2 separate regions of the Homo sapiens genome follow, and region 2 is linked to region 1. A link is a loop called in an ENCODE intact Hi-C map of the cell type or tissue named here. Cell type or tissue: transverse colon. All regions are shown on one strand. Each heading gives the region's core, and the rest is flanking DNA. Links, peaks and the distances in the headings are about the cores only. Region 1 has its middle 17 kb from the start of PUM3. Region 2 has its middle 53 kb from the start of GLIS3.

The links. Hi-C counts contacts between places; a loop is a spot of excess contacts. Peaks named below come from ENCODE experiments on the same cell type or tissue, not always from the same donor. Only the 100,000 strongest peaks of a DNase experiment are listed, where the experiment ranks them.
Region 2: a loop joins it to region 1, with 7 times the contacts of the local background. A loop is called at or near these places in 17 of 110 quality-filtered maps.

The regions. Positions count from the first base shown.
Region 1 is chr9:2,856,696-2,865,036 of GRCh38, reverse strand. No RefSeq gene overlaps it. Among named protein-coding and RNA genes, the nearest start is that of PUM3, 17 kb to the right of the region's middle. In transverse colon, for the core only: CTCF peaks have their summits at 5,084 (motif pointing left) and 7,239 (motif pointing left); DNase peaks (open chromatin) are centred at 5,052 and 7,256; H3K27me3 peaks cover 1,242 bases.
Region 2 is chr9:4,348,950-4,357,290 of GRCh38, reverse strand. It overlaps a transcript of GLIS3 not described here. Among named protein-coding and RNA genes, the nearest start is that of GLIS3, 53 kb to the right of the region's middle. In transverse colon, for the core only: no CTCF peak of the experiment used is centred there; a DNase peak (open chromatin) is centred at 3,830.

The DNA of each region.
Region 1 (8,341 bases), core at 278-8,277:
CTGGCCATGAATTTCTTGGGTTGAAAGTCTGACAACCATTTCCTGAAATACTATGAAACTTTCCTGAATAATTGAGTAGTTAATGTTTTGTTTAATTTCCAAAATCCAGTTGTTTGGCAACTCTGGAGCAGGTGGATGATGATGCGTAGAGAGGTCTTGTGCAAGTAACACACAAGAGTGAGCAGATGTGGGCTTTAACAGTTAAAATGGAAAGATCCTCCGTAAAATATATTTTCTCCAGCTTTCCAAATGAAACTCAACCTCCTCTTAATGAAATGTATTGACCTCCAAATTTATGTGAAGGACCTGGTAAAAGATGGGCCAGACCAGCGTCAGTGGCCAAACACATGGGTTACCTAAACAGAAGGGGTAAGGCAGAGCAGCCCTCAGAAGTAGGGTTGATGGGGTATGGCTTCCACAATACCAGGAAGAATCTTGCTTCCTCTAGGCCATCTCAAGCTGGTGCCTAGGCTTCCTTCCACAAATCTTTATCATTTTATTTAGATTTTTGTTAGGAAGGAGCCAGAGGGAAAAAGTTCCAATTGATAAGGATACCCAAGGTGATTAAGTTGATTACTAGAACCCACTACATAGATCTGACGAATTTAAAAGGGACTTCTAATCAAGAAGCAGCAGCTCTGAGATTCCTGGTTACTAGCTTTACATGTCGCTCTTTTTTTATGTAACTTTTCTTTTAACTTTTAAGTTCAGGAGAAGAAGTGCAGGTTTGTTACATACGTAAACTGTATCGTGGGGTTTTGTTGTACAGGTTATTTCTTCACCCAGGTATTAAGCCTAGTACCCATTAGTCATTTTTCCCAATCCTCTTCCTCCTCCCATCCTCTGCCTTCCAAGAGGCCCCAGTGTGTGTTGTTCCCCTCTAGGTATCCATGTGTTCTCATCATTTAGCTCTCACTTATAAGTGAGAATACAATATTTAGTTTTCTGTTCCTGTTGTTAGTTTGCCAAGGATAATGGCCTCCAGTGCCATCGATGTTCCTGCAAAGGACATGATCTCATTCTTTTTCATGGCTGCATAGTATTCCATGTGGTGTATATTTACCACATTTTCTTTATACATGTTGCTCTTGATATCATCAATATATCATTAACCAAATCTTCCCTGTGTAGATCCTTTCCACTCTGTATTCATTTGTTCTTGCATTGCTATAAAGAAATACCTGAGACTGGGTAATTTATAAAGGAAAGGGGCTTAATTGGCTCACATTTCTACAGGCTGTACAGGAATCATAGCGGCTTCTCCTTTTTGGGGAGGCCTCAGGAAGCTTTCAGTCATGGCAGAAGTCAAAGGGGAAGCAGGTATCTTACGTGGCAGGAGCCAGAGCAAGAAAAAGTAAGGGGGAAGGTACCGCACAGTTTTAAACGACCTGGTCTTGAAAGAACTCACTCACTATCACAAGAACAGCACCGAGGGGATGGCGTTAAACCATTCACGAGAAATCCACCCCCATGGTCCACCCACCTCCCACCAGCGCCCCCCGCCTCCCGCCCCACCAACATTAGAGATTACAATTTGACATGAGATTTGGGCAGGGACACAGATCCAAGCCATATCACACTCCTGCCTCCCTGTTGTTAGAAATGTTTACAATATCAAGTGTATTAATATGATTTATATTTAAAATTTCTTTACCACTAGGCCTGGTGTGATTTCTTATGTTTAAGAGATTTCTCTCTTGTCTTTTGGGACATTGTTTGAGAGAATAAAATGATTAATCTCCATATTCTTTGTATCTATCAAGATTTCCTTGGGGATGCTCAGCTTGTATATTTCAGTGTAGCATTCCTAAAGGTTGACTCATGGGATAGGTCTCTCTTCTGCAAAATTTACCCCATTTTTCTTAACGGTAAGTTACATCAATATTTTCATATAAAGCCTGCATATAAATACTATTTAGAGCTTATAAAATTCCGTTGGATGTTTTTGATAATTATTTAAATGCAAGTATCATTGGGAGAGATGTGGGTCTTATCATTGATACAGATTTTAGTGTAATATCTGAAATGGGGACTTGATAGAAAACTTAGAAGAAAAGGAATAAGTGTACTTGGTATATATAGAAAAGAGGCCAAATATTACCAAATAGGGGAGGAAACTTTGGGAGGAGAGAAGGAAGAGGTGACCAGTACCAATAATGAGACTGGCATAGCTGTGATAAAGCTGAAGGCATGGTGGCATTCTGGTGCTCTCCTGGTTTAATCATCTTGTTTAAATTCACATGACATGTAAAGTTACTCTGAATGATCCATTAAGTTCATTTATTCTCCATTCTCTTTTCTACCCTATTAAATATGTAGAAAAAAACATTTTTTACTAAAAAAATTTGAGAGAATAATTTTTTTATAATACCAGATTTTTTGAGCCTGAAAGAAAGTAACAGGAATTACATAAGCAAGTATGCTGTTATAAAATAAATTTAGATAAAAAGACTTCCTAGTAGCAAGCAGTTAGGGGGAAGAGGAAGGAGAGAAAAGAATGAAACCAGATAAATCTATGTTTAATTGTTGAAGATTCAATACAAAAGTAAAGAGCAAAGAACAGCCAGGAGACTCCTGTGGGGACTTTTAGGGTGCTGAAAATGTTGTTTATTTCTTGACATGAGCATTAGTTACCCAGATGGTCACCTTACACTAATTCAGTAAGCTGTATATTTTTGTACCTTTTTCGTATATGCTAGTCATTTTCCAAATAAGCATTAAAAGAAAAAAAAAACAACTGAACCCTGAAAACAAAAGAGAGAGAGAGACTGACCCAATTCAGGCAGACATATCTGAAGTAGGGGGAAAATCAGCAAATTGACCTCTTCATATTTCCAACAACATACTTGATACTTTTGGATATGTGTTCCCTGGTTTTGTGAACAGGCTGAAAGAATTTCAATCATGGGTCCCTTTTGGGCAATAAGGATTGGGCCAGTCGTTGTGCATGGAAAGGATACTTGATTTTCACAAAGGTTATATTTAATATAAAATATTCTACTTATCAGTTCTTCTCTACTCTGCATGAGGGGATATGAATAAGAATGTTGGAGAAGCATTATTCAAAATAGCCAAAAGTAGAAAAGGTGTCCATCAAAGTAAAATCGATAAATGTGCTATATTCTGGCTATATTTCGCCGCAAAATAAAAGCTATCCACGACAATCCAGATCGATCTTCTTTTTTCAAGTGTTGGGCAAAAGAGAACAGAAACAAAAGGACACGTTTTCTATGATTTTGTTCTTATAAAGGCCAAATACACGCAAAGCATAAATGATAGTATTTAGGGATACACACTTATGTGGTAAAAGTGTGAAGAGAAGCCAGACAGTGATGAGCATAGAAGGAGTGCGCAAGGAAGGCAGGGCCTAACATGTGCCAGCCCCACTCCAGGCTGACTGGGAAGACAAATCAAATGGAAGAGACTCTCACTCCTTAACGATGCTGAATAATTAGTGCCTAGAATTACAGCATCTCAGGACCGAAAGGAGCCTAAAGATCACTAAGATAAGTGACCTTTTAATTTTTTACATTTCAATTTTTATTATTATATTTCAATAAAAATTAGAGAGTTCAATAGAGTATTTCCAAACTTTATTCCAACAGGTAAGGTATATTTACAAACATACTACAATCTATCACCAACAATTATTTCATACAAAGAAAAGGCGTGTCACCCTCACAAAGTAAGAAGTAAATAATTTTAGAATAAATGATAGCCCTTTACATTGAATAAATTTAGATTTGTGAACCATGCTGCCTATTTCTTTCCAGGAACATAGTAAAAAAAAAAAAAAAAGGTGTTTTTTTTTTTTTTTTTTGAGACGGAGTTTTGCTGTTGTCGCCCAGGCTGGAGTGCAATGGTGCGATCTTGGCCAACTGCAACCTCTACCTCCCGGGTTCAAGCAATTCTCCTGCCTCAGCCTCCCGAGTAGCTGGGATTGCAGGCTCCCACCACCACGCCCAGCTAATTTTTTGTATTTTTAGTAGAGATGGGGTTTCACCATGTTGGTCAGGCTGGTCTTTAACTACTGACCTCGGGTGATCCACCCACCTTGGCCTCCCAAATTGCTGGGATTACAGGCGTGGGTCACCGCACCAGCCAGTAAAAATTTTTGAATAAACTACCATCAATCCCTAGACTAGTTGGTGTATGAGAAACTTTGACCTTACCTACCACTAATCCAATACTTGAATCTTCTTCCCCAAATCCATAAAAGGTGTAACTGGGGCTTGCCTATGCTTGCATACTTCTGATGAATTAGAACTCACTACTAGAGATGCTAACATATCTTCCTCTTAGAACATTTGTGACTGAATGCTCTTCTGCTGTTGAACCTAATTATTTCCCCTTCGTTTGTGGTCTTAGACTAGTGACTGCACTTACTGTCTAAATTGTACAGTCTTCTATGTGTCAGCCCCAACCTGTGAGCAACACGCTTTATCCCCCTCCCTGTCATGACCCACGCTCCTTCTCACGTTGAAACATCTCAAATCCTTTGTACTATTTCCTATACATATCCTGAATCGTCAGCATCCTTAACTCTCTGCTTGAGGTGTTCCAATTTGTCTGTATCTAATTTTAAAATGTGATTTTCCAAACAGAGTACAACTTTCCAGGTTGGTTTGCCTCACCCAAAAGAGAGTAAATGCATCATCTCTTTGATTCAAGACATTCAACTTCTTCCCTCAATGTAGCCCAAAATTTCCTAAATCAACTCTCCCATTCCTATTAACTCATTTGATGAAAACAAGTTCATATGCCAGTGTGAGTCTAGAAGACTGGTTTCCCACAGAAAAAAGGAGAAGATGGCAGATCTTACAAACTAATAAGATACGAGAATGGCTGATTATTTATTTTTAAATGTTCTGAATTCACCTAATTTGTGCTTAGCATACATCTCTTCACTTGTGAGAAAGTATACCATTAGCAAGATCCTCAGACACCTTTCAGGGGACTCACACATCCTCTTAATACGCCACTCCAGTCTAGTAAGCTCCAGAAAAAGAGTGGAGTGACTGTGCTGGGACTTGTCCTTGGTGACTGCTTGCTGGCGCCACCTACTGGGATCAGCGTCTCTTTCCAGGTTCGTACATTCTTGGGAACGAAGACTGAGTTCCCCAATATGCAGTTTGTAGAGTTTATTTTCTTCCCATCTTAGAAAATGTAAAGGATGTGAAGTTCTTGCTTGCAGTCTCTTGTTACCCATGAGATTAAAAAAGTCCCACTAGCAGCAGTTCCATGATCTCATTTGCATATTATCTCAGTAAACTACAACTTTGATTTGCCTGGGCCATGAGACACAAAGGTAAAATGATTAATATTCTTACCCATGTTGTTCATGATGAGAAAGTGAGACAATTTACAAATAAATTAAATTATTAATAACAAAATTACTTTCATTTGTACTATTGAAAGTTAGTTAACACGTATTCTTCTCTTCCTCATATATTTATATTTATATTTATAGTTTATCCCAGTCTCTAGAGTATTTAGCTATATATATATATAAATATTTAGCTACATATATATATAAATATGTGTATTCTATTTGATAGCAATAGAAATTTGCTCATGACCCACAACAAACATTTTGTAGAGAGACAGTATAAAATGCAGATGGTTTTGGGGGGTGGAAGTTGTTTTTTATTTTGTTTTAGATACAGGGTCTCACTCTGTTGCCCAGGCTGGATGGAGTGCAGTGGTGTGATCATGGCTTACTGTAACCTCGATCTCATGGACTTAAGCAACCCTTGTGCCTCAGCACCTCAAGTAGCTGGAACTACAGGCATGAGCCACCACACCAGGTTAAGTTTTTAATATTTTGTAGAAACAAGGTCTGGCTATATTGGCCAGGCTGCTCTCAAACTCCTGGCCTCAAGTGATCCTCCCACCTTAGCCTCCCAAAGCACTGGAATTACAGGTGTGGGCCACTGCACCTGATCTTTTCTTTAAAAAAAATGTAACTTAAAAAAAAAATCTCTTTAACTCATTTCTTCTTTGAGTGTGGCCAGCTTGAGGGAGGCTTTACTTTCTTCAGTTGGCAAAAATGTATGATACAGTCATTAAAAAGGCACTGAACCAAAGGTTATTAACTTGGGGTCTTCCAATATTCAAGAGATTCATGGACAGAAATCAAGAGGTTCATGGACAGAAACAGTTTCTAAATATATATATATTTATATATATATAAATATATATATTCTAAATATATTATTATAATAATATAATCATTATATATATAATTTTTTGTTTGTTTTTGTTTGTTTGTCTTGTTTTTTTCTTTTTTTTGAGACAGACTTTCTCTCTGTTGCCCAGGTTGGAGTGCAATGGCGCGATCTTGGCTCACTGCAACCTCCACCTCCCAGGTGCAAGTGCTTCTCCTGCCTCAGCCTCCCAAGTAGCTGAGATTACAGACGCCCACCACTGCGCCTGGCCAATTTTTTGTATTTTTAGTAGGGACAGGGTTTCGCCATGTTGGCCAGGCTGGTTTCGAACTCCTGACCTCAGGTGATCTGCCCACCTCGGCCTCCCAAAGTGCTAGGACTATAGGCGTGAGTCACCATGCCTGGCCAGTGAAAATATTTTTTAAAGGAACATAAGAAAGGAGGAAGGGAAAGAGAGAGAGAGAAGGGAAAAGAAAATACACCTTTATTTTTTTTTACTAACTTTTAAGTAAAATTATAGTTTATAAAATATGATTGTTAAGCCACAACATCATATTATAGTTGTTGCAGATATTTTGAGATATTGTTTTTGCTTATTGCTATTTCAAGATTACAATGGATAGGAGGCCTGCCTCTGGCTTTTATTATTTACTGCATTCATAAAAAAGCACATATATTACTATGTCTTGCATTTGCTTAAATATTCCAGTAGCAGCTTTTCAATATAACTGGCTTCCGTTGCAATCCTACGCATCCTATTTTTTGCATTTAAAATCACAATGCTGAGAAGGAGTTCAGAAGTCTCACCAGACTGCCATAGGGATTAAGAGCTCCTGCATTAAACTCTTTTGAGAGCTTTGTTGGGAAAAACAGAATCCTTCAGGCCATCCTGTGCCAGGGGAACCGAATTGCCTCAGAACAGACAGAACCTTTGCCTCTGTGGTTCTAGACCCTGACTTTAGAAGAGATGTTAATAATAATGAAAGACTCTCCTTTCTAGCCTGGAGAGTATTGCAGAATCCTGGAGAGTATGCCATCCTGGTGATTTTGGGTACCATTGGGTATTTCAGGGAAATAGTGCCATCTGGTGGCTGATGCTCCTCCTCCGGTGCACACTTCTGTTTGTCTTGTAATTAGAAACATTCATAGCGAAACACAGTGGCATTTAAAAGTATCAGCGCATAGCTCTTCCCCATTTCCGTCCACTGCGTGTGTTTAGTTTTGTCAATTCACAAATCTCACAGATTCAATGAATGATAATGCTCAGTGTTCTGTGGAATCACATTTTTGTCTCCTTTTTAGAAATGTTTAGCAGAAGACAGTGATTGGCAATTTGAATTCCAATTCTCAAGGCTTCAATAATGGTAAAGGTCCCTCTTCCCTCAAAATAGCATTTTCATTTTTTATAATGCCTGGATCATTTCAAATACAAGGTGTACAAAGAGATATCAGGGCTGTAGGGTTGTGAGTGGGGCGTGATATCTGCAGGCTTCAGGTGATGTTGATGTTAGTGGATTCCCGGGGTTTCTGACACACTGACCCTGGGTTTTCTTTCATATGTTGGTCAAGTTGCCCTTGACTCAACAGTTATGATTCTGATTCTGGCTCTGCATGTGGGCTCTGCTAGTTTTCCCCACCTTCTTTACTGCTTTTTACAACTTCCACTGCCCACTTCTTGGTCCAAGCTACCAGCACTTTTTCTCAGATTATTGAAAGAGTCTCTTAACTGGTCTACCTTCTTCCACATTTTCCCCGCTAAGTTCATTCCCCACATGGCAGCCAGAATGATACTGTAAAACCACAAGTTAGATCGTACCCACCCCTCTGCTCACAATCCCTTTCCTTCAGAGAAAAAACAGAAGTCTTCGCAATATCCAAGACACTGTAATCAGGCTCACAGATAACCCCCTAAACCCATCTCCTTCTCCACTTACCCTCACCAACAATACTGACCTTCTTGCTGTTCTTCAAACAAAGCATGGCTCTGCCTCAGGACATCTGCACTTGCTGTTCCCTCTGCCTAAAACACTGTTCCTCCAGTTACTAACATGGCGCATTCTGCATTCTCTTGCTTCTTTCAAGGGCCCAGAGACTGTGTGGCCCGTTCTTTATTTTTCTCCATAGTATTTATCACTATCTAAATTTTTATGTGCTTTACTTATTAATTTTTGTTG
Region 2 (8,341 bases), core at 42-8,041, 1.5 Mb before region 1:
AATCTGCTTTATTCAATCTACTGATTCAAATGTTAATTTCATCCAGAAACACCTTCACAGACACAACCAGAATAAAGTTTAACCAAACTTCTGGGCACCTTGTAACCCAGTCAAGTTGATACAAAATTAAAGATCACAGGGTTATTCCCCAAAGATTTTAAATAAGAACAAATTCCACTCATTTTTAAATGCAACTTGAAACTAAAATAGAACTTTTGTTTCAGTTCTGTTTGTATAAGTAAACTCACTAATATTCAATGATTTATACATGCTAGATTTCAATTTTAGATTTCTAGTCTTTGGAAACAGTAAGATTTCGTACCAGTCAATATATTCCACCTTTTGAAACACTTATTAAAATATTTTGAAAATGCCAATTCCAGCTCCTGGTATAATGCTCTTGCCTGAAAGTCCAATTTAACCTTTTTACATGTGTAATCTTGCAAACATTGGTGGGCATTTTACATCCAAAAGGCTTTGTAATCAAACCTTTAGAGATTTTCTTACTGATGTTTTTCAGCTTTTGGTTCATCAGCAAATTCCAAATTCATTGTTGATGATCTTTGTTGCTCTAATAGTCATGCGATTTCATTTATAAATGAAACAAGCAGTCTTTGATCACATACTCTTTGTAAAATCTGATGCACTCTGTTGAATCTGCTGTGTTCCCTTTGTATTTTAAAAGCAATAGCTGCAATAGAGACAGCTTGACCCTACCGTGAGAAATAGCATTTTATCATGAAACTTGGCAAAGCCTTCAATTTCCTCCCATCTAATATCTGTCAGTCATTCCCATTGTCCAGGAAACATTTTCTCTGCTCTCCATGTGAAAGTTGTTATCTCTGGTGGCAGATACAACTTTTCTGAGGCCAGATCATTCTCATACCAGGGCTCAATCATATTGCTTTGTCGGATCCCTGTGGAAAACCAATCATGCTCTTTAAAGTGTAGCTGGAGAGTTAGTGATGCAAAAGAAAGACACTGGATCACTTGCACATACCAGTCCCCAGTCCTCCTAAATTGTGGGCCAGTCTCTCCGGCTCTGCTGCTGAACTCAGTGTGAATACAATAGCGACTGAAATGAAAGAAAGAGGTCCTGTTTACCAAATCATATTGTTGAGGTGGAAGGAACTTTGTCTAATTATAACCCATCATTACAAGGAAAAGAAAGGTAAAGCAAAGAGAGTCGACTTGGATTGACTTGGCCAAGACCACTCAGCTCATTAGTGTTAGAGCTGGGGCTGGAAAATATATTTTTTGACTAACTAATTTTACTGATGTATAATTTTTGTACCATAGAACACACAGAACTGAAGTGCCCAGTTGATACATTTTGATAAATATGTATGTCTATGTAACCATACCAAACGCATGCTAATCAAGATATAGAACATTTCATTGCCCCCAGGACTTTCCCACATGCCCCTTTCTAGTTAGAAAGCAGGTATTTGATTCCTGATCCAGTGTTTTGCCACCACTGACTCTTTCATCATTGTATAGGTGCAATGCTCAGTTGGTGAAAAGGGTCTATGGCTGGAAACAGGGTGTATAGGCTCTCATTCCAGCTGCTGCTCAATTAACTATATGACATTAGCCAAGAGGTTTGCTGAGTTAGTGTCCCTAGCTGTTAAAAGATGGGGTATGATTAAGAAGCCAGATTCCAAAGGTGATAAAGCTTGTCTTTGACTCCTCCTTCCCCTCTTTTCTGAGATCCTTCTTACAGTTCCTGGGCTATGAGGTGTCACTAGGAGAGTAGCACCCATTTCATTCTTTACCTGATTTTGAGCTAGCTATGTACTGTGTCAAAGGAAACTTGTCTATTTCGTGCCAAGTTATTGTTCCTAGAAGTGCTTGTATTTAATAATCATAGTGATACCTATAGTTTATTGGGCACCTACAAGATATCAGCCATGTGCTTACCCCTCTATATGCATTGCCTAAATGAGCCCTGCCTTACAGGAGCCCTGTAAGTTTACACAAAGCCAACCTGAGGCTCAAGGAGGTTAAGTTGCTTGCAGATAGTCACACAGCCGCCAAGTGGCAGAGTTTGCTTTGGGACCCAGATGTGCCCAACTCCAAATCCAGGACACTTTCCAACTCTACTACTTTGACTCAGGGAACTCTCTCTCTTTTTTCTTTTTCTTTTTCTTTTTTTTTTCGAGATGGAGTCTCGCTCTGTCGCCCAGGCTAAGAGTGCAGTGGTGTGATCTCGGCTCACTGCAACCTCCGCCTCCCGGGTTCAAGCCTCCAGGGTTCAAGCAATTCTCCCACTTCAGCCTCCCGAGTACCTGGGACTACAGGCACCCGCCACCACGCCTGGGTAATTTTTGGTATTTTTAGTAGAGATGGGGTTTCGCCGTGTTAGCCAGGATGGTCTCGATCTCCTGACCTAGTGATCCGCCCACCTCGGCCTCCCAAAGTGTTGGGATTACAGGCATGAGCCACCATGTCCGGCTACTCAGGGAACTCTTAAAGGTGACAGTAGCTTATTCCAAAGGAATGACTCTTTGAGGGTGGAATTTGGGGTAGCATGTTTTCCTAGAGGGAGAGTGTCATCTGATCAAGGAGCTCAGGGACACTTATGCATCACTCCAGTGCTGCCAATGGGGTTATTCTCCTGATCCCAGGACCGCAGTGAGAGGCTCGAGAAAGCCCCTTGAATAGTGCACTGTTCCATGTGAGTGCGGCTGTGCTAAACTGTGCCTGGGACAATCCCGTGCACTGAGGTTTTGACCTGAATAAGATGGGTCACGTGGATTCTGGAGGGTAAGCAGTTATTATTGTAGGGAATATAGTCTATAGAAAGTGAGATCCTGGGATGTAGTGTATAATTCTTGGTTAAATATAGCAAAAGAAAAGAAATAATCACCCACTCACTCAAGGAGGTGACTCTGGCTAGGGACCCCATGCCTGCTAACAGGGTGCTTATACCCTCATCCATATGGCATGAAGAGAGGTGTCCTGTTTCAAGAGTGCGAACTAAATCTCATTCAAACACACAAAAAGGTCTCAGGAAGTTTGGCTGGAGAAAGTACTCAGTTTCAGATGGGGAGTCTAATTTCATGTGCCTTTGCCTGCCATTGTCTGATTTGCAAGTTTAGCATAACACTCTTTTTTAAAAAGCCCTCTTGGCTATCAAGAATTTTCCTGCAGTTGGCCGGGCGTGGTGGCTCACGCCTGTAATCCCAGCGCTTTGGGAGGCTGAGGCAGGCGGATCACGAGGTCAGGAGATAGAGACCATCCTGGCTAACACGGTGAGACCCTGTCTCTACTAAAAATACAAAAAAAAAAAAAAAATAGCCGGGTGTGGCGGCGTGCTCCTGTAGTCCCAGCTGCTGGGTAGGCTGAGGCAGGAGAATGGCGTGAACCTGGGAGACTGAGCTTGCAGTGAGCCGAGGTCGCGCCACTGCACTCCATCCTGGGCGACAGATTTCCTGCAGTTCTTCAGAGGAGACTGTGGGAAACAAAAGCAAATCAACAGCTACAGGCACCGAATTAAGTTCAACACATATAATTCAGAACATACATCTTTGTGCAGCGGATAAGGAGGCCCCCAGAAAAACGACGGAGGACTATTCTGCTGTGTGGTTTAGGGGAGGGATCTGGCTCTATCTCGAGATGATCTTAGACTCTAGCTTACTCCAGATTACGGCCCGTTTTGGGTAACTTCTTGACTTTGGACCCGCTGAGAGATACTCTTCAGTAAGGAATCAGAGTACAGTCCTTAGTTTTGCTGTCAACACACAAGTACACATGCCAGTGCCCAGAGGCAGTTCTGGAAATGCCTTACTCATTTCTTGGCTGGGCTGAGTCCAGAGACAATCCCTGGCCCTGAACTTTGGAATCCTGAGGCTCAATGGACTTGAGTAGTTTTGCTGCTCGTTAACTCCCACACCTCCTTCTCATAGTTTAAAGAAAGCTGCCTGAAATCAGAGGACCGAGACTTCACAAAATCAGATCATATAGCAAGCAATTTCATGCACAAAAAAGACAGTGGAGTCTTTGAGGAGTTGCTGGGCTACAGACATCTGTACCCAGCCTGTGGTTTTGCCTGGCTGGTAGGGTACAGAAGTCTGCTTACTTTTGCCTCAAGTTTTAGCCTTTAATGGCACAGGGATGTCAAGAGAGGGAACTTCTCAGAGTCTCAGAGCAACAGAAATTTCGGTCAAGTTGTATTGTTCACCCAGGAATCCAAAGACACGGCTGAGTCTTGAGAGGTGGCCACCATACCCCAGGCTGAAAAAACTTTCCAGAGAGCTGACTGATCTCCTAACCAAACCAATGAGCCAAAAAACCACTGAGGTCTGGAACCCTGAAGGAGCGAGAGGACCCTATATCTTAGCCTGACAAGTGGCTACTTACACCTACTAAATGTATAGAAAACTGGATTTTTTCCATGCACCACAGGATATGGTTTTCTTTTAAAGTTCACAAATTCTCTTCATGGTTTACCTAACTATGAAGATTCATTTTTGGCCAACATCCAAGAAAGTTTATTTATGACCAATTCTGTATTTTGATCTCTCCATCCAAGTATTGTTGCCAAGAGCCAGCAGCACAAAGGCACAAGGGCCAGCTGAACTGCCCATGGCCACACATAGCCCTTCAGGCCTGCGATGGTCTTGATCATCTCCCCACTAACCAGGTCTGTGCCCACAAAAGCTGGTGATGGCCAAAGGAAGAAACCTCCCTCTACAGAAGTAGCCTAACCCAAGACAGAGTTCACTTAAACGGCCATCTCTAAAGAGCATGGTTGTTTGGTTTCCATTCTGTGCTCTCTGATCCTGGGAATCAGGGAAGGCCCTTGGGTTTACCCAAAAGATGCCCCACCATGCCTTAGTCCTCTGTATTTCTATGTCCCCATACCCTCACAGGCCAAAAGGACCCAAGGTGAATTGTGAGCTATTTTAATTTGGAGATAAATGACCAAGGGACTCTACACAAAGGGCTCAGTGTAATTTTAGTAGTCATAGGCCAACCTCAGGTGGCTCCCTTGTTCCTGAGCCATATTCCTGCATGACTTTGAGAAAATCACTTAGCCTCCCCAAAGAGAACACAACTGGGTGTCGCCTGAGTTTTACTGATGTTGGCAGAGTTTAATACAATGACTGTATTTTTTTATGTAAAGGAGACAAAGCATGGATTGAGACAAGCTTCCTCTATAATAACAGAAATCTACTTTTCCATCGTAGTTGTGAGTCTGTCTTCACGAACACTGTAGCTTGTACTTACGCTGAAGTTTACTTCATGAAAAGAAAGAGATTTTAGAAAATTGATCTTGCTTATTTACTTTTTAACCAAGAGCAGCTATTAACCCTCTAGGAGTTACATCAAACTCTTTAGATCCAAAATGTAACTCAAATACAGGCACTACTAGTTTTATATTTTTCTCCAGATTCAGAATCCTGTGTGCATTTTTTTTTTAAGAAAACTGTGCATTCATTTTCTCTGAAAATGACTTCTTTGTGCTCCAGTTTTCTAGCTTAAAGATAAAATTGGATTCTTTGAAGAGGCTTAGAAACTAATTTTAAAAATCTAAGGCCCATCAGTAAGTGACAGAGAGTCCTTTGGGTATCATTTGTGCTCCCTAGTTCAAGGAAAAACAACATTTTTTTAAAAAAATGAAATCTTTCCTTATCATTTGATGTTCATCATTACCGAACTACATACTTTTTTCTCTTTTTGCCCATGAAAATTTCACTAAATCTGAACAATTAAATGGAAAATTCCTTTTCAACTACTGTGATAAATTGAGTAATAAAGAACTCTTAGAGAAAGATATTTTTGTGTTTTTCAGTGTATATTCTAAACTTTTGTAATGAACTCAAGCACTAAATATTTTATGAGATATGTAAAAGATTTCTCCTCACCCTCCCTTTTTTTTTTTTTTTTTTGAGACACTCTGTTGCCCATGCTTGAGTGCAGTGGTGCGATTACAGTTCACTGAAGCTTCAACCTCCCAGGTTCAAGTGATCCTCCTTCCTCAGCCTCCCAGCTTATTGGGACTATAACCACACCCAGTTAATTGTTTGTTTGTTTGTTTCTTTTGAGACAGAGTCTCACTCTGTCTCCCAGGCTGGAGTGCAGTGGCCTGATCTTGGCTCACTGCAACCTCCACCTCCTGTGTTCAAGCAATTCTCCAGCTCCCTGTAAGTGTAGAGAGGCTATCCCAACCAGCCTTAAGGTCTAAGAAACAGGCCAGAATCAGAAAGAAATGGATTATTATACAGAGAAGTGAAGCCCAGGGCCCAGCACTTCAAGGCCTTGTATATAGATAGGACAAGCTTCATGGCGGTGTGACCTACACAGACACACAGGGCCCCAGGCTTAGAAGAGCCACAAATGGTTTATTGATCAAAGAGCCCTTGTTCATTTTGAACTGGGCCCCAAAATTACGTAGCTGGTTCTGGTACTAGTGGTACTAGGGAAAGTCCTGAGGAGACAGAAACTGGAAGAAAACAAAAACAAACAAAAACAAAAACAAAACAAAACAAAACAAACCCTGATGTTTTTTACCCCAAGGCATTTTGGGTAGAAGAGACATAGAGGCAGCAGAGACACATCAATCCCAACTCTTCCTTGGTCCAGAATGAAGGAGGATATTACTTGATTTGAGAGAAATACCAAAGGTGGGGTCTTTTTGTCCAATTTAACATTTTGGATTCTGGAAGAAGAGTTCAGTCTTCCTTATCCCCACCCCAAAATAGAGATAATAAAGCAGTTCTGAAAGAGACTTTAAAATAAAAATATTTTTAAAAATTTCAGAGAGATATAGTACGGCAGGATTATAAATTTACACTGTGCACAGGTGAATAGTGAAAATGCAGTTTAAAGAAATTTTCTATTACTTGATTCCATTTGTGTCAATTGTTTCTATCCATATAGAGATGGGAGGAAAAAATATAAATTTTAAGTCAAATCCAGTAAATGTGGCCCAGTGCAATAACTGAAATAGTCTCTTTAAGTTAATTTTCAGTCTTTTGATTTAAACGTGCCCAGTTCCTCACATTTCCGCCTATTCCCTCTTTGCTCTCCAAGGTGCTGGTGAATAGGTGCCTTGCGGGTATAGCAAACATGGCCATGCGGTGGTGGAGGAAGGGAGTCTCCCATCGCCACTGGGCCTTGTGATAGCTCTCGGTCTTCTCTGACCTCTGCGGTGATGGAACTCCTATGCCTGATCCCTTCTCACTATGCTGCTATCAGCTGTCTCTGAGCTGGTGTAACTTGCAATCTGACTCTCTCAGTTTGGTCAAAGTCAGTTTTGCCCCACTGCTCTTGGTCCGTCTAAGTCTCTTTCACATTCCTGAAGCCAGCTGGCCTGGGCTGCCCACCCACAGCCTCTGCAGCAGATTATCTCACTCTTGCCAGGACAGGCCCCACAGAAGATTCATCGATTTCTAGTTCAACTGGCTTCCAGATAAACTGAAGGCTAATGACCAATTCAGGACACCCTGAAGGCTTCATGACTTCATTTCTTCTTGCCACCATGAATTTAGGTTTCTTCTTCATTTCTGGTACCCGGATATTTTTCCTTTTTGCTGTCAAGCCCTGCTTAAAGTATTTTTTTTTCTGTCTTTTATTCATCATTTCTGTGTGCTTAGAGTGATGCTCTGTGTGTCCTCTTGTCTGGAAGTCCTGGAATCTTATTTTTGCTAGTAATTTGCAAGGTAAGTACTTCAGTTCCTTCCCTAAGTAAATGCAATCTAAATTAACAAAGTTTTGTTAGGTATTTTTTTCCTTTTTGGTCATCTAGCATACAGGGATTTTTTTCTGTGCAATGACCATTTCCATTCTCTTTTTCTACTCATCAATATAAATCCTCAACACCAATTAGACTCTACGAGAGGGTATTGTATGCAATGTGCATGCCAGGATACAAATAAAATAATTCCAGTTAATTATTAAGTAAATATAGGAACATTTACTATTATAAAGCATTTAGAAGAGTCAAATGCCTGGCTTTTATGGGTCATATAATCTACTTGGAGAAATATGGTTGCATAAAATATTTAAATAACATTAGTCTGCAGTTCTGCAAGTGTGCATACCAGTGCCACTGACAACACCTATCATAAACTGTTGTGGAAAGGAGAGATTGCTATCAACTGGGGTGTTCAGTGAAGCCCTCATGGCAAAGGCTTATTTTAAGTTGAAAGTTGAGGGATCAACTGATGTTTAGTAAGCTTAGATAAGGAGTAGTGTTGCATTCTCCTATTTTTATGTTGCATTCTCCTATTATTTTATTATTATTGAGTTTCATGAATGTTTTCCTCCTTCAGCTTCTTTTCTAATTAGAAATAATGTTTACTGGATGTTTGCTGAGTACAAATGTAATATATGT